3 separate regions of the Homo sapiens genome follow, and all the other regions are linked to region 2. Evidence: chromatin loops called from intact Hi-C (ENCODE). Cell type or tissue: OCI-LY7. All regions are shown on one strand. Each heading gives the region's core, and the rest is flanking DNA. Links, peaks and the distances in the headings are about the cores only.

Region 1 (10,346 bases), core at 1,270-9,269, 230 kb after region 2:
GAAGTTACAGTGGCAATGCATCTGTCTGGAGACATAATTTTTCCTACTTTTGTCTGTTTGACATTTTACCATTCTTCAGGGAGGAAACACTTCGCCAGGGATTCCATTGTTCCTGGGAATGCAGTTTCCAGTGGTATTTTTTAGCAACTCAAAGATCAGGCATGTGTACAAAACCCACCATCAATAACAGAGCTGGTACTACACAGGAAGTCCTTAAAAATAAGATTTACAGTCTTCAACTCTTGGAGTGGTTCTAATCATGTAGCTCATTTTATACTTCATGATTCAATTCATCTTAATAAGCATAAAAAAGTAAAACCATAAAATAAAATTAGTTATTTTCCAGTCCTGATTAAACACTCCTAGCCTTCTTCTTCTTCGTCTTTTTTTTTTTTTTTTTTTTTTGAGGCAGAGTCTCACTCTGTCTCCAGGCTGGAGTGCAGTGGCGCAATCTCGGCTCACAGCAACCTCTGCTTCCTGGGTTCAAGAGACTGCCCTGCCTCAGCCTCCCAAGTAGCTGGGACTACAGGCACGCACCGCCTTCCCTGGCTAAGTTTTTTGTATTTTAGTAGAAATGGGGTTCCATGTTGATCAGGATCGTCTCCATCTCCTGACCTCGTGATCCACCTGCTTCGGCCTCCCAAAGTGCTGGGATTGCAGGCATGAGCCACTGCGCCTGGAAAACACCTCTAGCCTTCTTAAGGGGCATGCCAAAATCTGTGGGTAAGGAGTATCGTAGTTTAGCTATGTGTACCCAGAAGCTTTCAGGTAGCTCCTAGGATATTGCTACTGCAAGCTCATGATGGTGTGAGCCTTCAGTGGTATGTGTTCATTTACAACTTTGCCCCATGCTAGGAGGCTGTGGACATGTGAAAATGATCACATAGGAGTTTGTATGTTCCCTTGCTTTGTTATATTGAACACTTCCTGCACAGTTCTCATCTATAAAGTAGGAATAATAATAACTACTTTATAGAAGAATTAAGGGATATGACATACGTAATGTTCTTGGCATATGTCTAGCACATATTGGGTGTTTCACAGATATTGATCTCCTTTCTCCCAGTTTCTCAATCTCTCCAATATCCCACAATCTTGTTATTAGAGTTTAGACAATTTCAAGGGATCTCATTGTAGGTAACATGTTTCTCATCAATGACATATATTAATTTTTATAGATTTCAAATATCTTTCAAAACTCTTAAGATTTCATCTATCTTGCCTATCTTCTGTACCATTTTATTTAATTAATATTGATAATGGATAATGTCCTTGCCTGCTAATTCCAGTTTCTGAATAATCTGTGGGTGTGCTTTTATTTGTCTTGATTATTAGTCCAGATGATGCTATCCCGCCATTCCCCCAGAGGGTTATACTTTTCTCTGTTAGAGATGCAGAACTTAGACACCTCAATCCCAAGGATGGATCCTGGCTTGGGCTTTTATTGATTTAGTTTAACTCAATCCATGTCTGCTTCATTCCCATTCCTCAGACGTGGCCTCCCAGACCTTTGATTGAGAGGCAAGTAGATTCTCGTCCACTGAACTCTGAAAGACTACAGGAGATTAAGTCATGCCTTCAGAATTTTGAATTTAGCTCTTTTGGCTAATACCTCACACAGCTTCAAATTTCTGGAGTCTTAACAGGGAACCTGGGGCATGTTTGTGTCAGGTCACCTCAATAGGATGTTGTTTTCTAATTACTGCTGGAGTTCCTCATCCTCTCCTTCCAATCCAGAACACAGCAAATGCTTCCTGGGAGAAACTGGCTTTTTGTTTGCAAGTCCTTTAGATTATTCTCCATCACAACAACCCACTGGACCACCAAAGGTTCCAGTGTTTTGTCTATGTTTGCCTAGACCAGACCCCATCTTTGACCCATACCTTGAATCTGCAAATGCCCTCAGGAAAGAAAATAACTATCAACTCGCAGGTCACATAGTAAAGGCTCTTTCCTTTTGGAGTGTCATTTCCTCTAGTCTTTGTTGCTTCTATAGCTTTTCATTGTCTTTAAAAATTTGCTTTTACTGTGAAGTATCCATTTTCTCTAGTTGTTGACATGGCTTGATATATTATACCCGGGAAAGGGAATCTCGAAGTCTGAGTCTGTGCTGCGGAAATGGTTCGCTTGTCTAGCAGCTCTTCATAAGGACTGTCTCTAAAATCTCTTTTGTTCTTCCTGCAGAAAAGAAAAGGGGGTCTAAAAGAGCAGATCCAGAACTGAGCTGCTTGGAAGGAGTTACAAACTGAATGTAGGATTCGTTTCAGAGGACTATGCTTATCAGGATGAGTATCTTAAGAACGACAAGGAGGAAGTTTAAAAGGCTAGACCTTTAGGCCACAGTTATACTTCAGCACAGCCAATTCAGTAGGTATTCAAATCAACAGGTGCTCATTGGGTGGTGATAATCTGCAATTACTCAACCAACAGCCTTACATTTAAACATATTCCAAGTTTAAATTTTACTAGCCATGGACATCATAGCTAAGACTGAGTTTTACAGTAAGTCTAGAAGTAGATTGATTTCAAAATAGAGGTGCACACAATAAGAGCTGGATGTGAGAGCTGGTCCTTTCAAAACATCATTGCTGCTGGTTGTTAACTATGCATTATAGCTTTTTTTTCCAAACACAAAATAGAAACAATAATGGTACCTGCCTCTTAGGATAATTTTGGTAACTAAATTACTTTATATATAAATGCTTAGAAGAATCCCTACCAAATAGCAAATTGCTATGTGTGCTTACTGTCATTATCATCACCAATATTAGCATCATCAAAAATTAATGTGATATAGTCACCAGATTTTGTTTCACCAGCCTCAACAGACTTGCGTTATGATGTATGGTAGGCTGTTTTCTGTCACTGTAAGAGAATATCTGCAATTGAGTAATTTATAAAAGAAAGAGATTTATTTAGCTGACTAATTTGCTCCTGTGATAACGAAACCCTTCCCTTGAGAACTAACCTAGTTTCACCAGAAAGTCATTGATGCATCTTAATGACCTAATCACCTCTCAAAAGTACCACCTCTGAATACTGCTCAATTGGAGACCAAGCCTCAACAAAAGTTTTGGTGGGGATAACCCATATTCAAACCATAGCACCCATGTTTGTCTGTTTGTTATATTGGTAAATCCTTTAATTACATTCTTTTATATTCTAATCAGAAAAATGCATATAATCATTTATTCTTATTTCTACAACAAATATTCATTGTTCATTTCTACAATAGAAAATCAGTATATTAATCAAAATACTGTTCAATAGGTTTGTCTTTCAAGGTCTGGTGATTTCCCTTTACTTACTCCAATGAAATGATCATTTACAGTGGCGAGGATGCTGAAACTATTGGCAGAATGGATCATATATGTCAAACATGACAAAGGAAACATACACATTTTTTTTAGTATGGAAAAACATCATCAACTGAAGAGCTTGTCCTACTGCTCATCAAAACAAGAGATACTGAAATGGGAATAGTTGTAGTAGTCTCAGTGGCAGTATTTAAAAATTATACTTGGATTGCCAATTATTTTTATATATTTTAAGAAATAATTCATACAAGTAAATTTAATTTTCCCGATTTTATCTCTTCAGTTTCAAAGGCATATGCTAAGGACATGCTTTACTGAGCTGTTGAATGAGGAATCATATCATTTGTTGTCCTTGAATTCTCTAAATTCTTGTAGAAAGAAAATACAGAGTAGCGAAAGCATATTTCTGATTGTGCCAATGGCTTATTCCAGTAATGTAACTGGAAACTCAAAGGCAGGAAACATCATTTGTTGTTTGCTAAGGCAACAAATGGTGCTTCCCAAAGCAAGCAAGGCAACAAATGATGTTTCCCATAACAAGCCTGTGCATTTATTTGCAAATGGACTATTATGGATAGAACATGTCCTCATCTTTGGCTCAGCATGTTCACAGAATATCAAAGAATCAGGCAAATGAGCTGGTACATATATTTTCTGGGTCATAGATATGGACCTACATAGCTGACTAAAAATTGTATATACTGCGCAGACAACCATTCTCATTGAGGTGAAGCATTCATGTTCAATTTTTCCGAGGTCGACTCACTTCAAGCATAATACTGAGAACTAAATCCATCTCTTTACATACCTCGTTATCTATATTAATATGGATTTACTTTGCAGGAATAATATCGGTCTGCTTAAGGAACTTTCTACAAATCAATTCAGCTCTGATGCCCATAGAACTAAGATGAGAACATAGAAAAGTAGAGGGACTTCATGCTTAGTTTAAAAGTCTGAAAATATAACGGAAAATAATAATTTCAATCTAAATAAAAATAAAAGTTCACCTTCACTTTTATAACTACTTAAAAATAAGCTAAAGAAATGAATTTTAACCCTAATCCACATGAATTAAAAGTACATATGATTAAATGACTTCAAGTCAGAAACCTGTGTCAAAATATGAGTCACACCTAGAATCACAATTCCCATTTCCATTGTTCTCATTAAAATTCACTTTACTAAAGAAAATTAAAGGTGTGTATTATTTCTTTCCTTCCCATTAAGGGTAATAGTATCTATCAAATGATTTAATATGTTTCAAAAATTTAAATTTTTTAAAATAGACTATTTTATGTGGAAGAACTTTAAAGTTGTAAGTCAAAAGAAAAACATCTCAACAAAGGTCTGAAATACAAATGTGTGATATTTTAAAGGTAGCTAAGGATTTAAGTTAGGGAAAGAAGAACTTACGTGAAGAGACCTATGAGGAATCTGCGTACTGAAAGACCCACATACTCAAGTGTCCTTTCCCCTACAAAAAAGTCATGTTCTCTGCTGGGCATCTCAGGGTAGCAAGATGTTAAGCTCATCGGTTAACAGCAGAGAGTCAAATGGGAAACATCTCCAGTATGTCAGGAGACAAGTGTTATTATGTAAGTTTTTACACTTTTCTAAAAAAGGTGGTGAGAAACAAGTATACCATTGAAATTTCAAGACAAAAAAGGCCAAGTTACGGAATAAGAGATGCATAATTCCCAGCTGGGATAAACCTTTAAAATAATTCAAAATTATTTGTTTTGTACACATACCATATTCACACACTGGAATAAATAAGCATTTTTGATAATATCCTTTGTCACTCATGGACTGTTTCTGCTTCCCTTGTGACTTTACTCTTTCAGAGTAAAAAGTCATTCATGGCTAAATGTGTTCCTACAGTTAACTCTAGTGAGATAATATGGATAAATGATATCCACAGTTACCATCAAAGCTTTATGTTAAATAATATATCAATTTTTTAATTGCCCCGAAAGAGAAAACTGACAGATTCTTCTTGTTTTCTGTAACCCTTCATTTTACATTTCCAGGGCTGAAGAACTAGCAGACAAGAAAGAGACAGAAAGAAGAGGGAGACAGAGACAGAGAGAGATAGAGAGAGACAGAAACAGAGAAAGAGATTTCTTGACTGTTTAGAGTCCTCTTAAACCACAATATTTATAACATGCCTAAATCTAGTACTTATGGAAAAGATACTATACACTTAGAAAACACATTTTTGAGCCTCAGTAAGCCATACCAATAATTAGATATGATTTTGAAAATTAATGAGTCAGAATCACATCCTTGGTAATTAGGTCACCTCGGATGAAAATCTGACTTCATTCTTGTTCACTGTAACAGTAACCTTTCGCTCCCCCTCCATCCCAGAAGGCAACAAAATGATTCAACCTTACTAAAATCTCACCTCCTGTAATCCATTATATCTTAACTTACACATTAAGATTTTAAAACCTCCATCTGGTGGACATAACTTGACCTCTTTTGATTTATAGGCAACCTGTTTTCCCAGGTAAGCAAATTCATTTTTCCTCTGACCACCTGGCTGAGGCAGTAACAGCTGAGGCAAGCCTGCTCTCTAGTGAGCTATAACTGCTCTGCCAACATGCCATTAAGAGGGAGGAATCCAGGATGATTTAATGTCTATGAAATTAGAGCTTAAGCTACTTTGGAAACCAGAGGCTTACTAAACGACTCCTGATCCCTAATCAATGGTATGATCTGAAACAATAGCTCCATCAGCAGTGGAGAATTCTTTCTTCTTGCCTGAGTTACAGGGATTCATAGTGCTCATGATTATTAAGTGAGACGTAAAAGGAAAATTTCAATTACAGCAAAGGTTAAGATAGATGATATTCTGGGCCAGGGTTTCTCAAAGTGTGGCCTGCTAGCCATTTCCATCAGCGCCACCTGGCGTTGGGGTGAAGAGGGTGTCCCTTGAGTAAATCAACTTCCTGGGACCACTCCCTCTTCTTCCCTTCACTGGCGATTCTGAAAGTGATCTTATAGATATCTCTGTATATTCGGCCTTCCCCTTAAGATGAAAATGTACCACTTATATAAGGCTGTGCGAGGGGAACAACAGGGGACATTTAGGAAATTGCCATTTCTTTCTGTTTTCATTTCTGTGCAGTTTTAAAAGAAATGTGAGGACATTCAATTTCACAAGATGGATGAATAATGACAATATCCAACTTTACATGAACCCCGTGTTCCTGGAAAACAGTGATGGTTATGATATCTCCCCGTCCTTCCTTCCCTTCCCAAAATACCTCCACGCCTTTGTGTTCCCAGAAATGGCTGTCAGGGCATGCTCTGGTCTAGCATATTCCCAGCTCTGCCCTTCCTCAGTGGCTTCCATGAGAGGCATCTCCATTCTTCTCCATGACTCCATTACGACTCTGGATGATCCTCTTGTCTATCTGCCTCTATAAAACTGCAGCCCTCTGCCTTTTCAGCCCCTTCCTCTACCCCCCCTTTTTTTTTTTTTTTTTTGAGATTCTCTGAATTAATAAATGTTCTTATTGCGGCAGGCTAATAAAATCCTGTCTTGTGCATTTTAGCTTTTACAAAAGCAAGCCTAATAGTTTTTCTTACAAATACCTATTTATAAGAGAACACATGGCTGATGGTAAACACGAGTCACAGATTCAGCAAAAACAAGAGCCAAGCAGTACACCCTATTTGTGACTATGTTACTTTCTTGTGATTGTAACTGTGGCATGTGTAGTCAGACTTGCATTTTTTTCAAAAACCATTTTTGGCAACAGTATAAAAGATGTTTTGAAGCGATGAGACAATATCTGAGAGACCAAGGCAGAAGCAATTGAATTTCCAAACTAAGACAATGATGGTACCACTAAAGCGAAAAGAAGGCTTTTAGAGAGAGTTAAGTGTTAGAAACTCCAGGATTTTATCAACCATTGAATGTGGGAATGAAGAAAAGGTAAGGTCAAGGATGACAAAGGGATCATGTCTTTAGAGGCACTGAGCTGAACAATGCAGGGAGTGTCAACTTTAGTGGAATTAATTTATTTTTGAGTGTATTTATACCCAACTTAAAAAATTAAGCAATTTAATGTGACATATAAATACAGAATATAATCACAAAATGTGCAAAGTAAGACAAGTAAGGAAATTAGAATATAAGTACAGGAAAAATAGCAGGAAGCTTGGAGTGAGGTTGATAAACAACATGCGTACTCTAGGTCATATACATTAACCGCACATTTGGTTCTGAGCTTTCTGGCAGCCAGTGCAAAGAAGGGAGAACAAAATCAGCTTCTGAGACCAATTACTTTTCTGCCTAGAAGGAAAATTACTTAGGAAACTAAATATTGAATGACTGAGAGGTTTCTTTTAAACATGTTGAGTTTGAAGCTCTGAAGCAATTTAGACAGAATATTAGTTTAAAAAAATAAAGAATTATTGTTTCAACTTAATAGTTTAACATGCTGACAACTTAAAATTACCATAAGGATTGGATAGATGGAAGCCAAAATTCCTGTGTTATGACAGAGGGAAGAGTCTGGAAAAGGAATATTGTTTAATGCTGTAATTATTTTTAAATTTGACTGTACCAATTTAAAGTTGAAGCAGATTATTTTTGATAGTCTAAAAATCTAAGTTTCTCTGTATGTTTTTTAACCCCAGGAAATTGCCTAATAAATATTTAGAATATAATCTAGTTTAAAAAAAGAGAATTAGACCTACAGGTTTTCTTTATAAATTATTATTTTATGATTCCTATTACTTTCGAGGGTTAGAAAAAATGTAATATGTGAATTTAATCAATTTTTTGGCAAGGAGCATGGGCAGGAGGTCATTTTAGGAGGTATATCAATCATTTTAAAACTCAAAGTTTTATGAACCTCATTGTAGCACATTATACTAAAAGGATTAAATATGTCTGTCATCAGGAGAAGTAGGAAACTTTGCTGTATTGACAAGTTGTAGCCTAATGGAAGACTTAATAGAGTAAAAATAAATTATTTTAAAGTTTTTGTGATAAATTGCTACCTAGATTACACTTCCAAATGTTTTTTTAAAAATTAGAGTGATCTTTCTTTTAATTACTTAAAAACTCTTTGAGGTAAAAGGAGGGAGAGAGCAGGAAAGAAAAGTTAACTGCTGTATATTGGATACATGCTGTGGGCCAGGCAGGGTACAGGTATTACATGCCTTTCAATGAGGGAGCTTACACTGTAAGGTTCTACCATTTTTTTAAAAAGTTTTTTATTTCCATAGGTTATTGGGGAACAGCTGGTATTTGGTTACATGAGTAAGTTCTTTAGTGGTGATTTGTGAGATTTTGGTGCATTCATCACCCGAGCAGTATACATTGCACCATATTTGCAGTCTTTTATCCCTCGGCCCCTTCCCACTCTTTTCCATTAAGTCCTCAAAGTCCACTGTGTCATTCTTATGCCTTTGCATCCCCACAGCTTAGCTCCCACTTATGAGTGAGAACATACGATGTTTGCTTTTCCATTCCCAAGTTACTTCACTTAGAATAATAGTCTCCAATCTCTTTCAGGTCACTGCAAATGCCATTAATTAATTCCTTGTTATGGCTAAGTAGTATTCCATCGTATATATTTATACTACAGTTTTTAGCCACTCATTGATTGATGGGCATTTTGGGTGGTTTCACAATTTTGCAATTGCAAATTGTGCTGCTATAAACATGCATGTGCAAGTATCTTTTTCACATAATGACTTCTTTTCCTCTGGGTAGATACCCAGAAGTCGGATTGCTGGATCAAATGATAGTTTTAGTTTTAGTTTTTTACGGAATATCCACACTGTTTTCCATAGTGGTTGTACTAGTTTACATTCCCACCAGCAGTGTAGAAGTGTTCCCTGTTCACTGCATCCACACCAATGTCTATTATTTTTTGATTTTTTATTATGGCCATTCTTGCAGGAATAAGGTGATATCATCCTTTACGATTAAAACTCTCAGCAAAATCAGCATACAAGGGACATACTTCAATGTAACAAAAGCCATCTATGACAAACCCACAGCCAACATAACACTGAATGGGGAAAAGTTGAAAGCATTCTCTCTGAGACCTGGAACAAGACAAAGATGCCCACTCTCACCACTTCTCTTCAACATAGTACTGGAAGTCCAAGCCAGAGCAATCAGACAAGAGAAAGAAATAAAGTGCATCCAAATCGGTAAAGAGGAATTCAAACTGTTGCTGTTTGCTGATGATATGATTGTATACAGAGAAAACCTTAAAAACTCCTCCAGAAAGCTCCTACAACTGATAAAATAATTCAGCAAAGTTTCTGGATAAAACATTAATGTACACAAATCAGTAGCTCTTCTATATACCAACAGCACCAAGCTGAGAATCAAATCAAGAACTCAACCCCTTTTACAATAGCTACAAATAAATAAATAAATAAATAAATAACTTAGGAATGTACCTAACCAAGGAATTGAAAGACCTCTACAAGGGAAACTACAAAACACTACTGAAAGAAATCATAGACAATACAAACAAATGGAAACACATCCCATGCTCATGGATAGGTAGGATCAATATTGTGAAAATGACCATACTCCCAAAAGCAATCTACAAATTAACGCAGCTACCATCGAAATACCACCATCATTCTTCACAGAAACTATAAAAGATCCTGAAAATAATATGGAACCAAAAAATAGCCTGTGTAGCCAAAGCAAGACTAGGCAAAAAGAACAAATCTGAAGGCATCACATTACCTGATTTCAAACTATACTATAAGGCCATACTCACCAAAACAGCATGGTACTGGTATGAAAATAGGCACATAGGCCAATAGAACAGAATAGAGAACCCACAAATAAAACCAAATACTTACAGCCAACTGATCGGCAAAGCAAACCAGAACATCAAGTGGGGAAAGGACACCCTATTCAACAAATGGTGCTGGGATAATTGGCAAGTCATATGTAGGAGAATGAAATTGGATCCTCATCTCTCACCTTATATAAAAATCAACTCAAGATGGATCAAGAACTTAAATCTAAGA
Region 2 (10,346 bases), core at 1,674-9,673:
CCTTCATCACTGTGCTTAGAAATTGGCTGGTAAATGTATTTGACCACTTTGGACAAGTCAAACTCTCCTTGTTTATGTTCTATACCAATTTAGAAAAATCTTCCTTATAACTCCAAACATCCTGAATGCAATTGTTTTTTTTTTTTTTTTGAGGTGGAGTCTCAGTCTTGCTCTGTTGCCCAGGCTGGAGTGCAATGGTGTGATCCTGACCTTGTGATCCACCCACCTCGGCTTCCCAAAGTGCTGGGATTACAGGCATGAGCCACTGCACCCGGCCTTGAATGCAGTTCTTTTATAAGTCTGTTTTGTGTCTATAATTTTGTTTTCAAGTTACAATTAACCACTTAGTTCTCCCTAGTCTTTGTGTGAATCTCAGAATGACTTGGAGTATTCACTAGATTCACTGAGATCCAATTGCATTAATTGTGTTCCAGAGGTGTGGGTTATGTTTTAGATTTTAATAGAGGGTTTTATCTCTATAAATGATAATAGCACTGGTTAAAGTTGTCAGTGATAATGGGGAACCCAAGATGGGAGTTTATGCCAATGGATCCAATAAGACAGAGTTTGGAAAGGAGGTGGAAGTGAGAAAGACTGGATCTGAAAGAAGGTCTACGTCAGAAAACTAATGAAAGTTTTTTTTTTTTTTAATTTAAAGGCAGGGGTATAGGCATGCAATAAAATGGCTCTGAAAATAGTTTAAAAATGTATTTTGGATTTGGCAGTAGCTTACATCTGTCTCGTGCCTAGTGTTGAGGGATTCTTTGGAGAAGAAAAGAGGGTATGGAGAGGGAAGGAGACCCCAGTGGAAGATCGTATGCCCAATAACGGGTGTTGGGGGCTTCTTTTTCCCTTCTAAGGGGCCTATTACCTAGAAAACCAATCCATCCTTAAGGGACCAAGAGAAGGTATGGAAACACATGTTGTTGTTGAGAACATAAAGGTGAATGTTGACCTTCTGTCCACCTCTTCTTCCCCAGAGGGTGACTGATCATCCACTGCACCCAGGAGAAGCATTTGTGCATGAATGAGTGAACTCTTTTGTATTAAAAGTGATGATGGTGGCGGTACTGTGACACAATAGGTCAGTGGCCTGTAAATTCTTCAGTTCTGAGCAGGGCTTCTGGCTTGCAATGCCCCTTCTTTTTGACCCAGTATGCTGGGCTAAACCATAAGGGTTACATTTATTTCCTCACTATAGACACCAGAGCAGGCTTTGAGTAGCTGGATCCTTGCTTCTTCCCCTCCCGGTCCTGCCCTAATAATTGAGTTCTCCAGGAGCAAAGAGACTTTATTAGGAAAGATTACCGCTAGTCTCAGTGCTTTCCCCAAAACCCCGGGTAGAAAAGCCATGTCTTCACGTTTGTAAAATGCTGTTAGTAGTTTACGTTTATAAAGGGGTTATAGAGAGAATTTTGAAAACATTTCACAGTCTTAAACAAATCCTTTTAATACCTAAAAACAATTTTAAGAAAATCATCAAAAAGGGTTTTATATACAGAATTCTCAGAATGCATAATAAGATGCTGAAAATAAATGTTATTCTATAAATGAAACAAACAATATCATAAGAGTTAGGTTAAATATTGTAGTACTCAAAAAACTATATAGCCATTTATGGTCATTCTTGTAAAATAAAAGCTACTAGGATATAAAATAGAAATGTCCTCTCCTCTTTGGTGGTTTCATAAAGCTCTGAAATATTTAACAGGACTGATTTCTAATTCCTTTACTTTTTAAAATAGGGGCACACTCAGAAAGACTTGATACAAGTATAAGATATACTCAAATAGGGTGTTTTGTTCCAAAATTTATAACTCCAACCAGAACCTGTTCCCTCCAGAACGAAACGCCATTTGCTATTGAACATTTTCCATTTGTATGGCTCTTTGGCACCTAAAACTCACCATGTTAAAAATGGACCCCAGTTATGCCTTATTTCAGGAGATGGCATGATGAATCACCTTCAAGCCAGGAATCTCAATGTCATTCTCAACCCCTCCTTATTTTTTACCTCCCGCACCCAACTACTGTACATCCTGCTTCCTAAATCTGGCAGGGTCCTAATCCTGGAAGCAAAAATTCTCATTGTAACTGTGATAAAAGTCTACATCTTAGTCCTAAAGCCCAATTTTGCCCTCCTCCATTTAGATCTTCTTTAGGGGTAATGTTTTTGATGCATTTCATACACGTGGCTTTCCATTTCTTTCAGGATAAAATGACACATCTGTAATGATGTGTATAAAACCCAGCCGGTGGGACCCCACTTTCTTTCCCAGACACGCTCTACTTCTATTATAACACATTTTTCTGTGCTACTTCAAAGACATAATGGCTTTCTTTCTGCAATATTTTTCTCCCCATCTAATTCTGCTAATCAGCTAGCCAACTCCCACTCCTGCTCAGAGACACCTGGGGATGGTTGTGCGAAGCGAGCCCTGCAACTGCAGGGGTGAGCCACATATTGACATCATGGTCTAAGTGCACGGTACCTCCCAGATTTGAGAACTAAGCACCAGCACTGCAGTACTGACAACTCTGCTCCGCCCTTCAGTTTTCTGCTTAAGCAGCAGTGCCTCAGGGAAGCCTTCTGCACACTCCCTTTCCCCAGTCCCGTGTACACACATTTACACACACTTGGTTAGATCTTGCGTTTTATATTTCCACAGCATCCTGGGCTTCTCCTTTACAGCATTGAACATTTGTAATTATTTGTTTAATGTCTTTCTTCTCCATTATACTGAAAGCCCCATAAAGTAAGAATCCCAGCTGTCTTGTTTGCTGTATTCCCAGAGCTTTCCACAGTGTCTAGAACTAGTAGGTGTTCAATAAATAATTCGTTACAGTTCATACCCTATGTGTAAACTCCTAATTTAAAAATATAATGTCATGGAGCCTTAATCACCCTGCCTTCCAGAGGGTAGAAAGAACATGAGATGAACAAAACCAACAGAAACAGACTCTGGGATACTTATGCATAAGTCCCCTGATATGTGGATAGTTGTCATAGCACCAAAGCTAAGCCAAGAATTGAGGAAGACAGAGATTTTATCTGGCAACTTTGTCGTTGGGGTTCACTCCTGCACTCAACTTTTATGTATTTATTTTTTTCACTGCTCAGATGATCATCGTGAGTTTCTGTCTGTTTTCCCCCTTCCTTGCTCTATAATTTGAACCACTTTTATTCTGTGGGTCAGTTAAAGTTAAAGTCACTCTGGTTCTGATTGCTATCTAATCCACAGGGCAGAAAATAACCACATGACATTTACACATGTAATTGAAGGAGAAATTGATGGTTATTTGGAATGTAATAAAAATTGATGCTAATAGTCATTCATTATGGATAAAAAGGCATGATACACTCTCAAAGTCACTAAGAATGGTATCAGAGTAAGACAAACAATTAGGGCTGACATTAAAAAAAAGGAAGTAGCAGAAACCAACTTCTAATTTGTGAAACACAGAACTGGTGCAGGTGTCAGCTTCCAAAGGCCTTATGAGGAGAATCATAACTAGAACTTCTTAGATCAGTTCATGTTTTCAGAAACACATGACCCACGTACATACATGCACATGCACGCACACACATACAACACATTTACTCCTCCAACGAATACGACAGTTAAAGAGGCAATATCTTTGTTGTTGAATCAACATCCATTAAAGATTAGTTTTATTTTTATGGCTATGCCTGTTTGGAGGATTACATGTCTACAGAATTTGAAAAGGAAGATGCATATTTTCCATATTATGCACTGAGGGTCCCCTTAAAACTCATTAAGAGTTGCTTGAATTCACAAATTCTACGACTGTTAGCAATGGGGGGAAAAATGCTTTGTATGTTCTGCCAGCAGGATCTACCTTAGGACCAGCTTGATTTGTTAGGGTGAATATTAGTTACCTGTAACTCATGCATTGCAACTCATCTACACCTGTAACTCTTGTTTCTCTTCTTAAGACATATCAGTGAGAACTCAACTTTGCTGCTTTGCTTTATGTAGGAAAGGCTGGCCACCTCCACGCGCTGATGGCTACTAATGAGAGATCACTTCCTAAGATCATTACTTGAAATAAGTTCCCTTGTAAAAATTAATCTATTGGTGCCACATAATGCAAAATTTCAATTATTCATTCATCTTATTTATTACCCTGTATGTAGGGCTTTTAAGCATCTCACTGTCCTGACTTCAGAATGCATGTTTTTTTATGATCACTGAGAAAGAAATAATAGTTTAATATGTCTCTTCTCTGACACTTAAAATGTTACTTTTTAAAAAGTGCTCTTTCATTTGGAGCATAAATTAAAATGTAATTGTACACAGTTATTATTCCAGTTCACCAGAATAATAAAGAGAGTTAAGAGAAGAGCCAAACTTTATGATTTCCAAACGCTCCTGTATGTGTCCTATTCTTACTTAGTTTCTCTTTGTTTCATGACACACTTGGAATGACTTTGGTCTTTTCTTAAGGCCACATAGGAAGTTTGTATTTTAGAGCAAGGGATCTCTGCTTATGGACAACCTCATCAAAGAGTTCAGTCCAATTCTGCTTAATTCAACAAATATTTTCCAAGTACCTAGTGTGTACATAGCACCGTGCCTATTGAACTCTGGCTGAAAGTAGCCATCTCGCGAATGTTTGCCCCTGGCCACAAGGGAGGCTAAAGTGGCCAATGAGTGGCTGAGTGTAAATGCAATACTTGTGGCCTCATGTTATCTGGTCAGTAAGTGGTATCTTTATTTCCAAGTGCAGCTCATTAACAGCACCTATTTATCTGGTGTCATTAGGAATAATTTATATTATAATGGGGTGAATAACAACCCCCCACCCCACGTGATTGTAGTTATCTTAGGCTGTCAGTTGTAAGTTCTCATGTCTCCTGAAAGGATTTATGCCTGTAGTATTTACATTACCCACATCTATTTCCCTTGAGTTTTCTGTTTGAAGTTAATCCTTCTTACTGAAGAGAATGGAAGCAAAACATGAATTGAGCAGCTCTTCCTTCTCTGTTTTCTGTTAACACTACACTGTCATCGCCCAAGAGCAGTTCTCTCATTTCCTTCTGGATTCTAGATCTAAACAGATGGGAAGGCAGACCCTTTTTCCTTGTCTGTACCATTTCTCATTCATTTTTGCTCATGCCTTTGGACATGTAGGAGAGGTACTGCTGGGGAGGAATAAGGGGAGCAGAAGCTCCACTGCACTAACAGCTGGAAGATCTGGCTTCTAATCCCCACACTGCCTTTCCCAGCAGTAGAGCATTGGGCAAGATGTTTTAACCCTTTTGAGCCTCAGTTTTTTCACCTGTGAAATGGGTTCAATAATCTCCACTGTGCCTTCCTCACAGATAGGAAAATATAAATAAAAGCTCTTTAAACATTTTAAAGTATACTAATCTTATTTATGCTACTCATATACTGTTAAATATAGACATATATTTATATCAACTATATATATGCCTGCAGATATGTGTGTGTATATACACGTGTGTGTGTGTGTATGTGTGTGTGTGTTTGGTTATCAGCCCTTCATTCCACATTTCTGCCTTTTTCTTCCTTATGAGCAGCCTCTCAGGGAAGGAACCTGAGCAGCGTGTATGCACACTTGCACTAGGGGGCAGCATTGCACAGTGGTGGAGAGTGCAGGCTTTGCAGCCAGGCTTTCTGGGATGGAATTCCACCTCCTCGGTGAAATACTTGGGAAAGTGACTTAACCTCCCTCAGCCTCACTTTCCTTATTTGTAAAATGAGGTGAATAATTCAACCTACCTCGTAGGATTGTTATGAGGATTAAATGATTTAATGCCCATAAAGCACTTCAAATTGTGACACTAGTAAGAAGGCAACAAGTCTTAGCTATTCTTAGTGTTGTTACAGAGCAAAAAGTCAATAATTTAGCTCTTCCTGTGCTTTGCGAGTCTCATTTACAAGAGAAGGTCGTAATTCTTATCTCTAAATCTCTTCAATTTTGTTCACTCGAAGACTATAGTGTCACAGCACTGTGCTAGAGGGTCTGTTTTGTAGTTATCAAGATAGAACTTATAATACTTAATTTTCTTTCTTTAGGATCAAAATAATAATTTTATGCTACTACTTGATCTGAAAGTCATTGATTATAAAGAGTCCTGTGTAGAAACTAGATAGCTTTATTTTTAAATGCCATATTGGGTGGGGTATATACCAAAAAGTAAACGTCCAATATACAAATATGTATATTAAGTATCTATTTTATAAAAATAGAAAATTTTAAATCACAGAATGTTTTCATTTGACAAAATAATTTCATTTCTGTTTTTTTTCCTAAAGGTAATCAGAGATGTATGTAAGGATTTACGCCTTACACAGAGAATTTTATCCTCCTTTAACCCCCCCTTTTAAAAAATTGTTTTAAAAAAGTAAACAATTTTTAGTACACTGTGGTACATCCATACAATGGAGTATTGTTCAGCCATTAATATATTTTTAAAGAACATTTAACAACTCAGAAGTATAAGTTTAAATGAAAGAAGAGGTAATTTACAAACTGCTTTATAGAGTAAAATGTCAAATGTGTGTACATATATTACATTAAACGAAAAAAAAGACTACAAGCAAATGTAACACAATGTAAAATACAATTTTCTTGGTGGGAGAATTATGAATGTTTCTATTATTATTTTATTCTGAAGATGAATACACACTTTCATATATACATATGTATTTATACTTGTGTTTTTCAAATTTTCATTCTATTATCCTTTTATATTAAAAAAAAAAAAAAACAAAACCTGGCTGGGCATGGTGGCTTGAGGTCAGGAGTTCGAGACCAGCCTGGCCATGGCCAAACCCCGTTTCTACTAAAAATACAAAAATTAGCCAGGCGTGGTGGCTTGTGCCTGTAATCCCTGCTGCTTGGGAGGCTGAGGCAGGAGAATCACTTGAACCTGGCAGGCAGAGGTTGCAGAGAGCCGAGATCAAGCCACTGCACTCCAGCCTGGGTGACAAAGCGAGACTCTGTCTCAAAACAAAACAAAACAAAACAAAAACAAATAAAAACACCCAAAAACCTGATACTAAATATCTCAACTTTTTAGCTCATTATGTCTTCAGATAGGTAAAACAAAATGCTTTACTGGGAATCCATTTACAAAAAGTCATTAAAAATAGTCTAATTAAAAGTTAAAAACTTTCAAAATCATTCATCTGTGAAATCACATTTAATGTTTTCCAGACATACAAAAGACATTCATGAAAACAGTTTGTAGATTGGAACTGTTTTGCAATTGTGGACCTAGCAGCTGGTCTCTGTGCAAACACAACAGCACTGACTGGTCGCACAGGGGGCCAGAGGAGTGAGCTTCAGCAGGGTGGCTGCAAGGACCCAGGGCTAAGTCACTGAGCAAGGAGGACCAAGTTGGGAAGGGCCGTAGGATCAAGACAGAGACAGCACTTGGCCATGAACTTTATCTCCTAACTGAACTATAAGGACACTAAAATGTTTTTACTACTACTCGAAAGAGAGGTCACAGACAAATTGAGTCAGAGACTGATAGAGAGAGAGAAGCTCGGAGAAAAAGGGAGACAGACACATTCTGGAGAGAAATTTAGAGGAAGACAGAAGAAATTAACTGCTATTAATCTATACACAGCTCTCTCTCTAATAGTCTCAATTCCTCTTAACCAATCCTATAGTTATAAAGTCCCAATTACAAATGACAAGAATCACCACCACCATCACCACCATCACTACCACCACTACTACCACAAAAAAATCTCAAAACATTGTTAAGAGTAAGTGCCCTCGAAGAGTGCAAAGGACCAGAGCATGCACCTACTATGGCACCCCAGATGGATAGATAAGATGAACCCCTTAATCAATGACAATTGAGCAAAACCTACTCCTACTCCTGTTTGGCTGAGCTTTACATTTCAATCACGTTATAAAACTTCCAATCTCTCCTGGCTACAACTTAAGCAGATACAGTGAAGTGAAATTTATACTCGAAGGAAAAAGGCCACACTGCTTTGCTTGTCAAATATGGGTTTGACAGGGTCAAAATACAAAGCTGGTAGATTTTACATTTTGTAGATTTTGAGGTCTTCATTCCTCACTCGCTACTTTGCTGGTTTTTTTTTTTTAATTTGGATTCTTTTGTTAAAAATTATAAAGCAAAAGTGATTAAATTCCATAGAACTCGTCTTCTTAGAAGGTTGAAAGAATGATTTCCTTCAACCAGAGAAATGGGCCAATCGTTTAAATTCACGATTATGCCAGAGGAAAATAACAGTGAAACATTCCATACTCCAATGTCTGTTTCCTTGAAATTGTTAGAGTCATACTGCTAGTGAATATTTTGGTTTACAACTGTCTGGGAAAGCTGAATGAGAGATTCTAGAAAACGTGCTTCTCTCAAACCTTCTGTATTTACATTATTTGGTTAAGATCTATTGTGCTTTGCTTTCCTCCACTGGAAAAAAATCAGCCCAGGCAAGGGCTGACATTTCCTTAGCAGGCTGGAGCACCACACCACTTAATTACCCACAGGGAGATGTGAGAAGTAGCGCGTGCAAAGTTTAGTTCTGCCTGAGGGCACTCACCCAGCTGCCCTCATTAGTATGTGGTAAGAAAACCTGCCACCCCACAGCTCTTGACTGCTACATTTGAGAAAAGGAGATTTGTATTCAATAAGCTGGTCAACCCCAATTTTGTTCTAAAATGTCTATACAATAGAAACATTCTAGTTATACAAAAACAAAAAAACACAGGGGGAAAAGGTAACAGGCAAAGGGTTATTACAGAGGAGCAAACCATCAGGATTTCTTGACATAAATATTCCATAACATTAGGAAGAATGATACACAATTGAGGTCTACCGAGTGAACCCTGGCAATTAATCTCTACTCAGTTAGCAGCTCCTCAGCCCCTTCAAAAGTCAGGGGGAGATATGATTTGAAAGCTTCACTTTTTGCCCTCTGTTCTTCTGCATTCCTTTTTTTTTTTTTTTTTTTTTGAAACAGGGTCTTGCTCTACCGCCCAGGCTGGAGTGTAGTGGCGTGATCTCGGCTCACTGCAACCTCCACTTCCTGGGTTCAAATGATTCTCCAGCATAGCTGGACCACAGGTGTCTGCTACCACACCTGGCTAATTTTTGTGTTTTTGGTAGAGACGGGGTTTCACCATGTTGGCTGAGCTGATCTGGAACTCTTGGCCTCAAGTGATCCACCTGCCTCGGCCTCCCAAGGTGCCGGAATTACAGGTGTGAGCCACCTACCGTGGCTGGCCCCTCTTCTGCATTCTTAATTAGCACTGACCTGTCAAACTTTCGATATTCTGTTTTTAAAAAACTGCTTAAAAATCTGCATTAAACAATAGGTTCATGTTTGAACCATAAATGTCGTATAATCAAGCAATTTCTTCTAATCATCTGGTGTTAGGGAAATACATTTTTAGCTCCCAGTGAGAGTCATGTGCATACTTAAAGCTTGGCAAACCACAATGAAAACTTCTAAGCCTTCAAGACTTGCCAGGGATTGAGGGTGCGTGGTCCGAGGAGAGGGACTGGCTGAAAGGAACCGCGCAAAATTCTGACCTATAGGCTTTCCTCTTTTCCTCCCCCTCACTTCCCATCTACTCTTTACCCCCTACCTGGTAAACCAACCTCCAAGCACAGAAAACAAAACAGAACGGATTAATGGCCCCTGTTCTGTTTCATTATTTATGCCCTTCTCATGTACCACACTAACCAAGGGATGCTCTTTGATGATTATATCTCCAAAGAACATTACTGTGATCATGGTATGTGCTGGGGAACCATAGATAATTAATCAGTCAAACTGAGAGATACAGATAAGAATAACTTCTGGATTTTGTAAAAGTAAATTTAATGCATAAAACCTGCTAGGAACTGATTAATCAAATAGCCTCTTTACTCATAGTTAAATCAGGGCATATACCACAGCTGGCTGCAGACCCATGCCTGCATCCCAAAGACACGGAGTTCGCTTTTGCTTCATTTAAGCCTTTCGTGTCAATTCCAATAGCAAAGGTATTTGCTAAAGAGGTTTGGCCGGTATGGAAGTTTTTGTTATCCTAATCAATCCATTAGGAAATAAGCAACCAACTTATTTGACGTAGTATTTTCTACTCGCCTTGTGAGAAATTGGTGAGTCATTGTCCCATCCACATTTCTATTTGTGGAGGTGAAAAAAATTCCATACTCCTACACCACCCCCAAAACCACGGAAATCACGGGAAGTGCTGCTCCCCCACATTTTCACAGGTTAATCTTTATAAAGAAAAATTTGCATGATTTCCATGTTAGTGTTTCGTGGATTATAAAGAAGCTAGTCACCTTTGTCTTCTATAAC
Region 3 (10,346 bases), core at 1,414-9,413, 270 kb after region 2:
ATCTAATTTGACCACTTAAAACATCTCATTCATTCATTCATTCATTCACATATCCACTCCCCAAATATTTATTATTCAACGAATAAACACTGGTCACCTTGATGAACAGTGAGAAGTAAATAAATTTTTCATGGAACTTATATTTTAATAAGGAAAGACAGATAATCAATAAATGTATAGGATGTATAAGTCAATACATGAGATGCCTAATGGTAATAAAATATGTAAAAATAATAAAGCAAGATAAAGGGCATAGAAAGTGCTGGGGCTGTCATGAAGGGCTTGTAAGGCATGGTTTATTTTACAGAGAGTAGTTAGGAAAGGCCTCATTGATAAAATACCATTTGGGTAAAAAAGAAAAACTCTGAAGGAAGTAGTGACTCACACAGGAATAAAACTTTACTTCCCATATCTTTATATTAAAAATTTTCCTCGTATATTAGAAAATACTCCTTATCCCAAAATGAACACCATAACGATTTGTGACTAAATTTTCCAAAGTGTCTATTTGTAGGCTAACATGTCTTCTTGGTGTTCTGTCTGCCAAGATACTTAAGTGATCTTATACTTCAGCTTAATGAACACTTAAGTTCTTACCCTACATAAGACTCTTTTTGTCTGCCCAATAACCATTTCTCCAACAACTCTTAGAAGCATTTTACCTTTCCTTTGGGAGTTGAGCATTCCTCATTCTGAAATGTGACCCAGGTCTGGTCAATCAGGGTGGCCAACTTCTTCCAGCTCCAGAAACTGACTCAGAAAATGCTTATGATACAAGAGAGGTCAATCAGAATCTCTAAGTGTCAGCCCAGATGTTGTGGGTGAAACTATGGAAATATGTACTCCTTTTTGCCAGATTTCCTTATCATTAGATATGTACTTAGGATGTAAGCCTGAAGTTTCTGAAGTTCAACTTGTCAGTAAGAGAAAAGACAGTGTCAGAAAAAAAGCCAAAGGAGAGGAAAGCAGATTCGAGAACTGTACGGGAATCCCTGACAGTATTGTTTCAACAGCTAGATCCAACTAGGCCTGAAGCTGCTACCCATAGACTCTATGAGATCCAACAAATTACCATAGTTCCACTAACTATTAGGATCACCTTTATTATACTCACAAGTAGAAGCCTCATAACTAACACAAAGAACCAGCTACCTCAATTCTACTTACTCTACAGTTTTTAAAAGAAAGAAAAAAAGATATATGACAGTAAGAATGGCTGTTTCACTATCCTCTCATCAGCCTGCTTTTTATGCATTTCTTTGTGATGATGATCATTTGGTTACTTTTGAGTAGCAAAATATAGTTTTTATTTCAGCTCAATAAATATTTTATGTGCACTTAAATGTATAAGAAACTTACCTTGCACTGGGAACATACAAAAATGAAACAAGACAAGTTTCTCATTCTGAACACACGGTATTGAGCTTGCATGACTCACAGTGTGCAAATTGTATAGCCAAAATAAAAAAAAATACTATATAAATCCTATGAGTACTATTTCCCCCATTAGATATTAAAAACACTGAAGCCATGAATTGTATTGTTTTTCCCTAAGTTTCATCTCTAACACTTGTGTCTAGATTATTAATATTTGTAGAATACAACACATATTTTTCTTTGAGGCCTATCAGTCTGGAAGTGTCTTCTCGGGACAACTGTTAAAACAATGTGCAATTGCGACCGTGGTTACCTCTCATTCAATTAGTAACTTTATCTGCTAATAAATGATTTTTCATTCATATCTGGAAGACCTTGAAATCCTCCTAAACAATACATTTATAATGATGCAGTGATGGTTTTGAGATAAAGTATTCTGCAACAATGTCTTTTAGGAAAAAAAAAAGATTCTTATGAGAAAAATAGAGAAACAAAATATAAGTCAATATACTAAGATTAAGAACATAGATATGTATTTTCTCTTCCTTCCCACATCTCATTCTTTCTGTAATAAAATGATCTCAGCACTCGCACTGCCTTCTGATTACAGCAAGATTGCAAGACTTCTGCAGCTTTCCTACTGCAGAGCTATTTCTAATACCACACTGATCCTGAAATGTTTGCCATCTCCTTAAAGCACCTGCTGTAACTCCCGGCCATACTCTTCTCCCCACTTTAAAAACTAGATCTAACCCAACCATCAGGCTAAAAGTAGGAAATACAACAGTTTGAAGAAATGCAAAAATTTATCTTGTATTCTATTAAACGGCAGGCACTGCTGAAATAAGTTATGCCTAGGCACTTGGGTTCGGGTAAATCAAGTAACATGATATATTTTTTACGAAGGGGCTGTTTTAGCAAACTGGGCAGACCTACTGCTCTGATTTCTCATGCATTGTTTTACTCTCATTAAAATGTTTTTGGTTATACGTCATTATCTTTTACTTATCCACTAATGGTCTACAGACACACAAATATCAGGCAGGTGAAGTCTTCCCCCATCCCCCTCCCCCAATCCCGCTGCACCACTGCAGGCCTGGGTAGTAGCAAACACACCGATCTGCGCCCTGTCACTGGTTTAGGAAGCTGAGCCCCAGCCGCTGAGCCGTTTTCTACCGGCTGAAGCACGCATGCTTCCTTTGCTTCCTTTGCTTCTGCAAGGGAACAATGAGCAAGTGCATGTGTGGGAACCCTCCTGCCTGCTGGGCGCTCAGCTAGGAGTCCCAGAATACCAGACACCATTATATTCAAATGTAAGTACCAAAAGTCATTTTGACTTGAATATAAATTATTCTAGCTGCCATGTTGGATCACCGGCACTACTGCTCCTCTTCATTAGCAGTGATAATTGAGCAATGACTTTCTAGGTGCTTAAATCACAGTATGATTAATGGTGTATGTACCTATCTTGCTTGCAAGCTCCCTATTTGAAGGAGATTTTTCTTTTACATTTAATTATCTTCATCATCTTCAAACACGAAACACTCAAAGCACTGTGCTTATAAAACCTGGAGACCAACATTTTTAAAGCGTCTCTTGACCGGTCCATCACTTTGCCACTGGTGTTTTCAAGGTACCTTACAAGACTTATTTAATAAGAAACAAGAATGAATGCTACTGAATGAGACAGAAGAAATGCAAATTGCTGCTATTTCATTCCTTAAATTGCATACCACTTATATTCTTCTCACCTATCTTAATGTTGGTTTATAGGGTTCCTTTATTAGGATATGAGATTTAGAGTGTAGAGTTTGTGATTATTTTTCTAAGTTATTTTCGGGCGCTACCATTAAGATGAGAAGCCAAAATAATCAGCTAGAGATTGAGCTGAATTAGGAAGAGATAGTTGCTTTTTTCCCCCTTTAAATCCCTTCCTGTGTATGTCTAACAGTGCAGTTCTACCCAGAACACTCCCAGCATCTGGCCTATCTTGCATTCAATTCACCCAAAAGTTATAAAATGTATAATTAACGATGTGGCCCTATATATAGCACACTGACACCTTCACTAACTTAAATCTATAGCTTATAGGTGAAAGTAAATAGAATAAGTTATAGGTATTATTAGCATATGAGACCAGTCTGAAGAAAAACATACAAAAAGTAAAATGTCACACTTCCTTTTCTCTCGTATTTTATATTTTGAGAATTTTAAAAATTGCTAAGTGCAGTAACACTTAGAAGAAGCCACATCTGATGGGACGGTTCTTTTTTATGCTTCTTAAAAGAAAAAGAGCCTTTGTTAATGTGCTTTCCTTATTACTCTAATTTTCTGTTGGCAGATCCCTGCTCTCAGACCCCTGTAGACCTACTGGTTCTGGAAAAAAGCTTTCTTCTTCGGTCCCCTGAGTAGGCTAGTGACAACTGAAAACATGCAGGTAAAACTAACACAGAATGGTCGTTTCAGAGCCAATTTTTTGTGGTGGCAAAGATGTGCCAGCAGGTTTGCTCATGCTGCTGGGTCCAGGGAACCTTTTTGACAGAGTCCCCACCCCCTCTTGCCTAAATCAGTAGAAATGATTTGGAAATCCTTTTGGGGAATTATTTCATTTTCATTTTGCTTTGCTTCCCCTTATTCTTCTGAAAGCAGCATTTACATGCTCCCTGCTCAAATTTATAAGAGCAAAACAAAACTTACATAACTCAGAAAGTCAGTAAATTCTTATTTCGTTGGCAAAACGAATCACCTGTTTCCTTGACTCAGTTCAGACCAAAATTAAAAGCACTCAGACATCCTAATAAATACCAGAGCAATGGGCATTTACAAAATCATTGAATGGAAAAGACAGAAAGAATGGTTAAAAAAAATTGTAACCTGCAATAGGACCATCCTTAAATATATTAATAGTATTAAAGATTTATTTTGTTATTCAGTCTTCTACAATGTCCCTGTGAGGTTGAGTGCCTCCCCATTTTATGGTTGAAGAAACCAAGACTCGGAGATGATAAATAATTTACTCCAGTTATATTGCTGGTAAGAGAAAGAGCCAGAATTCATACTAAGGTCTGAGTTAAGTCCAGGTTTTCTACATGTGATATCGATAGTATATTTAAAACAACTAGCATGATGAATATTTTGTACCTAGCTAGAGTATTTCTAGCTGCTAGAGATTGGGAGAAACTCATATCTATGTATTATGAAACTTCACATTCAAACCTATAATTTAAAGAAAAATATCGTCATGTTACTAGGATAAAATTTCACTTTTTCTCTTCATGGTAATTTAATTTTAACTAGTAGTTATCAGCCATAATACCCTGTTTAGTTTTAACTAAAATAAGAAATCAAGAAAGTAAAGAGAATTTGAAGCTTAGAATAAAAAACCCAAATGTTACCACTTATAAATTAAACACAAACACAAAAGAATGTGATAAAATCGGGACAACATCTAACAGTAGGAATAGTTGGTTGACTACGCTTTTACTCCTATCTAAATTGATGTCATATAGGTGGTCCCAAACACAGATAAGGGCTCCCCCAGTTTGGATAAGAAGTCTGATTATGCTGTGCATCCCTGGATAGTCCTGCCAGACACGAGGATATGCACAAATGCCCATCAGAAGCAAGACTATTTTACATCATTGCACACACACTCACACGCACACTCATACACGCACACTCACAAAGACATCCAAACAAAACATGCCACTAGCGCATGAAGTGAGGCATTTGATGGTGTGGACAAGAAGCCAAACTTTTCCACTTACTAGCAGTGTGACTTCCATCACTCCATCTCCTCCGTGAGCCTGGTCCATAAATTCAGCACCTCATAGCACCAATCTCACACACATGGATGGTCATCAGGGGCTCAAGGAACGTGAAGCTCATGGAACATTCTATAATCATAAACACTCTTCAAATACAATGATTGTTGTCATGGCTGTTACTTATTTCTGAAACTCCTGCTATGATACTGCTCCTGAAACAGCTGGCTACCAGGAAGAACACCTGTCATCCCTAATCCACTGGTCCAGAACACTTTCCTCCATACAGAGCAGGTTTTCATGATTGGATGATTACCCTGCATGGCTGGCAACAAACTCAATTACTGTATTTTGAGAAATCAGCCATAAATTGGAGGTTTCTTATATGCAAAGTGCATAATGAGATGAAAGCCTACTTGAAACTCATCAGAGGCGCAACAATACTCTGACTTTTAATAAAGGCTAAACCAGGGCAGGTGGAAGGGGGAACATTTAGATAAACATATTTTAGGGTAGACAAATGGAAAAAGTAAAACAGCACTATTTTAATAATTATAATTACAGGATGATTCTTTTATCAGATTTTGGAATGAGCTGGTTTCCTTTAGAAACAACCAACAACAACTCTGATTTCTTTTAATGTTTTCTCTTTTTCTAAAAAATAGCCTTTTTCTCTGTCTTGAAGAGAGGTCATAAATCCTGAGTTCTATCCAAGAGAAGCCTGAGCTTCAAGCTTTTTCACCAACACAGTGTATTAAAATGCTTTAAATTAAGGAACTCTTGTATTTAATCTACAAACCTATAGATTAAATACAAAAGAGTTCGATCCATTTCCCACCTCCCAATGCCATACAGCAATGGTTACTTTTTAAACTGCTCAAAAAAGATTCTGAGATCTTAATTTTTTGTTTTTTTCCTTGAGCAGACCACAAAAGATGTGAGAATTCAAACTGAGCCATAGCTCCATCTCCTGGAAGTGTATATCAGCAGCAACAAGAGTAAAGACCCAGAGGCATGAGAAACACTTCCTCACTGAAGCACTCACGTTCCGACTGTGTGCAAAAGACCTTTTGTGTCTCACTCACTGAGGGAGATTGTTCTTCACTCAATCAATGAGAAGAACAGACGTCTTAGAAAACCTTCAGTACCTGGGGGAAATGAATGAGCTCAAACACAAGGGAAAGTCAGCCCGTGTTCAAGATAAGCCCATCTCAGGAAGGCAGGCACCATGCTCCTGAGACTACTTTACCCCCAGATAAGAAAGCCCTTATTGATAAGCCAAAATCACAGATTATTTTATTAAGCTCATATTTTAAAAGAATGCAAAGCTTCCTTTAATGTTACTTTCCATTATAAATGTAAAATTACAGTTTGCACATAATATCTGGATTCTGGTTAACTATTTTCCATACTGTATTTTGCAATTGCATATCTGCATTTCTATTTTTATATTAAAAAATAAATAGGGTTATGCAAATAATATTTCTAATTGTGCATATTTATGTATTTATATTAAGTTTTAGTATGTCTGCTTGCTCACATAATTTATCTTCTCTTTATGTATAATTTCATTTACTTACAATAACTAATTATTAGGGAAACAAATAAAATCTTTGAGAAATTACCAGAGGTTAATTCATAAGTGCTTTATCTTGCTTCACAGATAATCATATACTTTATTTCTAAACTTTGAAATGTTATTGTCCATATTGTTTCTTCGTACTTACAAAAGTAAGAAATTGGATTGTAATGTTTCCAATTTATGTTGTCATGCTTTCCTCTCTTTAATATAACTTGAGTTTATGTAAAGTTTGAGCGGTTCAAGTTATTTCCAAAAATATAATAGGAGCCCCACCCTTCTCAGTTCTTTCACACTAACACTTTTATTGACACATTTGGAATGGGGAAGGATGTAAGCCACACTAGTCAATTTGGATCAGCTGTTTATTTACAATTTACTCCAAAGATTTAAGTAAGCAAAGTCAGTGAGCAATTGAAATTGTTTTCCTACTCTCTTTTATTCTTTTTTTTTTTAAAAAAAAAAAAAAACAACAGCCATTTGAATGAATTTTTTTACTCTCCTGATGTTTCTCTCTGTTTCCACACTGAGCGCCTGATAGAAGCTGGACACCTGCTTGCCTTCAGGCTATTCCATGTTCTTTAAAACTGTGCTGAATAGAGATTGAGTTCAGCTTCCTATATCTATAATCAGTGTCTGATTTGGAAACAGAAAAAAAGCTTTATATAACTATTAATAGTGGGTGAACTGGAGCCAGCACTTTGATATTAATAAAATAAACACAATACATAATAAAGCACAAAATCCAATTTATTCAATGTAATTGAGAATATGGCCCCCTGGCAAGATGAATATTGTGAGAAAACTAAAAATCAGTATATACTACTTGATTTTCAAGGAATTAAATATGTGTAGACTACACTTAACATTCAAATTAGCTTGACTCTGATGTAATATCACGTTGATGCTTCAGAAAGAATATTTAGGGCCTCAGGATCATTATAATGAACACCAGTGTCATGGTAGAACTACTAAAGGACTAGAAGATAGACGCTATTACACTAATTTTGTCCTGAAATCAGGACATATTCCTTTAAAAATATTTCTGGATATCTGTTTCTGTGCTTATTATGTGTCTCTTTTTCATAAAAGTTAAGTGGAGAAGATATGTGTATAAATCCTATTTCTTTGGGGCTACATAGAGTTTGGATAAAATGGGGATAGGCTTCATAGCGAAAGTTTACACCTGAAGTCTCCCCATCTCGTGTATGGCTTTGCTTGATTAACATACTTTGCTCAATGGCCATAAAGGAGCACGCATTTTAGGTTAGAGTTTTCTGTTGGCTTTTGATGATTGGCTTGCAGCCAAAGCACTTATCCTGCTATTCAGGATATATTGTAGAAAACCATATAACTGCACCTAAGAGTCTTTAATTGCTAATTGTTCCTAATAACTGTTTAGGATATAATGCAAACAACAATACATGATGTCAGTTTGAATTTCAAGGTTGTTATTCAATCCCAAGTTTCTGCTGTGTTATGATCTCTTCCTGTGGTTAATGATGTCTGGAAAACCCTCTGTGGAATAACAACCCTGGCTTGGGTAAGGGGCAAAGTCTGCGTTAAAAGAATAACAATAGAAAATAGAGGTTTGAGTAATAGCTACTGTGAGTTGGAATGCAATAACAAGCATTGTACAAAATGAAATAAATGGCCACTTTTGTGCTTCCAATTATAATACACATCTCTGTAACTATTCAGAGATTAACTGTGCTGCGGATTAGCTATAGAATTTGGAATTATCTTCTACATTGTCATGTGCATCCAAAGTGTCCTGTTATGCTCCGGGAATCAGGGAATCACTTTCTCCAGGTCTTATTCTTAAAGGACTGAGACAAGCTTTCATTATTTCTGAGGATGCTCATTGATCTCCCTTCTACTCATAGTGGCTCAACCCAGAACATGGAAGCCTTCTTATAATAGGCAATGGCAAAAATGTGATGGGGCCAAGCTCTGGCTAGCTAATAACTCTTCAAGTACTTCTCCCTCTGTTCTGCCTGCAATTTCAGTAAGATTTCTAGCACTTGGAGTTTAAATGTCCTCTAGCCCTTTAGAAGCTGGCATCTAATTGCTTCTTCACGTTGCCAAATGACTGAGTGTTTTCTCTATTGACATGGTTCCTGCCAGACTTTGGAATACACAGTAAGCAGGATAAGAGAGACAAGAGAAGCATAAAACTCGCTCAGAGGAGGATTAGAGCACAGCTGGGAGTCAGAGAGTCAGTAGAAGGGGCAGGAAAACAAAAGCCAAGAAAGAAAAATGAAAAACTGTAGATTGCACAAAAGAAAAGGGAAGCAAGACCAGAGTGGATTGCTGGTAGAGAGATACAAGGCCTGCTGTGTCTGAGAAATATTTAATGGAAGCATCTCTATATGTGGGTGTGCTATTGTGTATGTTGATACATGCAAAACAATGTCCCTTCCTTACCTACCTCCTTTAATCACAAAAAAGCCCAATGTAGTATTTGGTTCATCATTCCCATTCCACATTATTCCTTATTATCTAATTTTGGTAGATTGCAAAATGGCTACAGTCCTTCACTTTTCCTTGTTTCCATGCCTTTTGCTCTGGAATTTAGAAGCTCCTGCCATTAACAAACAGATTCTACTTTCCTTCCCCTCGAATCTGAGTGGCCTATTGACTTTCTTTGGCCCATACCCATAGAAAGTGGAGGAAGTGATATTGTGCCTTTATTTCATGCTCCTACTGGCTTTCTTGGAGTTCTACCCAGCTGCCCTATGAACAAGCCCAGCCAACCTGCTGGAGGAAGAGAGACCATGTGGAACTGAGAAGAGTTCTCCTAGTAGACGTGATCCTAGGCTAGTCAGCTCTCAACTGGCCTGACTGCCGACTGAAGATGCTTGAATCAATTCAAATGTAACCAGAACTGCCCACCTGAGCCCTGCCCAAATTCCTGAAAAAGAGACTTACAGGTTAAATGAACGTTAATCCTATTAAGTTTTGGGATGATTTATTATGCATAAAAGGCTAACTTCAGCAATAGCCAAGTTATGTCTCTTGAATAGGTAAACAACTTTTGTGTGGTAATAAGTATATTGTTAAATCCATATTTGAAATTTGTTTTTTTCTTACAATTGTCTTATATCAATCTCCAAAGAACCTTACCTAAACAGCCGGATGTATTAATCATATTTGCGGTTCAAGATAAAAGAGTTTGAAAGGAATCAATCTGTAATTCTTGCTTTTTTCCCAAAACTTTCATTAAGACTATGTCTATTGCACAACATAAAGCCAATTATGCATTTATTTTTTCGATATAGAGAACCATTTTATAAAATATAAGGCCTTTTGGTCTCGACTCCTAGCAGGTACTCTTAAGACTTGGATTTTAGGAGAATGTACACTTGGGGAAAAGAAATACCAGTATTGATTTTAACCCTAGTGAGTTTCTACCCAACCCATTCATAAAAGAACCAAAACTTCTGAAAGATGGTTTTAGATGGTTAATCTACTATCACAGCAAACAGATCTATCTTCATCTCATCTATGTTCTTCATGGCACCTGAATAATTTAAGGATACAATAACTACTTTAAAAATTATTAGGTCAACCAACACCAGGCAGTCAAGCAATTTATTCATCATTGGGAAGCCTCTTGACCCCAA

The links. Hi-C counts contacts between places; a loop is a spot of excess contacts. Peaks named below come from ENCODE experiments on the same cell type or tissue, not always from the same donor. Only the 100,000 strongest peaks of a DNase experiment are listed, where the experiment ranks them.
Region 1: it touches region 2 in a loop (7-fold over the local background); 27 of 110 quality-filtered maps call a loop at or near these places.
Region 3: it touches region 2 in a loop (7-fold over the local background); 32 of 110 quality-filtered maps call a loop at or near these places.

What each region holds. Positions count from the first base shown.
Region 1 is chr4:181,297,820-181,308,165 of GRCh38, reverse strand. No RefSeq gene overlaps it. Among named protein-coding and RNA genes, the nearest start is that of LINC02500, 38 kb to the right of the region's middle. In OCI-LY7, for the core only: CTCF peaks have their summits at 6,022 and 6,228 (motif pointing left); a DNase peak (open chromatin) is centred at 6,235; H3K4me3 peaks cover 283 bases.
Region 2 is chr4:181,524,040-181,534,385 of GRCh38, reverse strand. It overlaps a transcript of TENM3 not described here. Among named protein-coding and RNA genes, the nearest start is that of LINC02500, 260 kb to the right of the region's middle. In OCI-LY7, for the core only: CTCF peaks have their summits at 5,394 and 5,617 (motif pointing right); a DNase peak (open chromatin) is centred at 5,605.
Region 3 is chr4:181,257,289-181,267,634 of GRCh38, reverse strand. LINC02500 (long intergenic non-protein coding RNA 2500) reads left to right here and starts at 2,606. Exons shown (of 2, transcript NR_149139.1): 1 at 2,606-2,690; 2 at 6,067-6,619. RefSeq lists an enhancer at 8,578-9,111. In OCI-LY7, for the core only: CTCF peaks have their summits at 5,887 and 6,088 (motif pointing left); no DNase peak of the experiment used is centred there.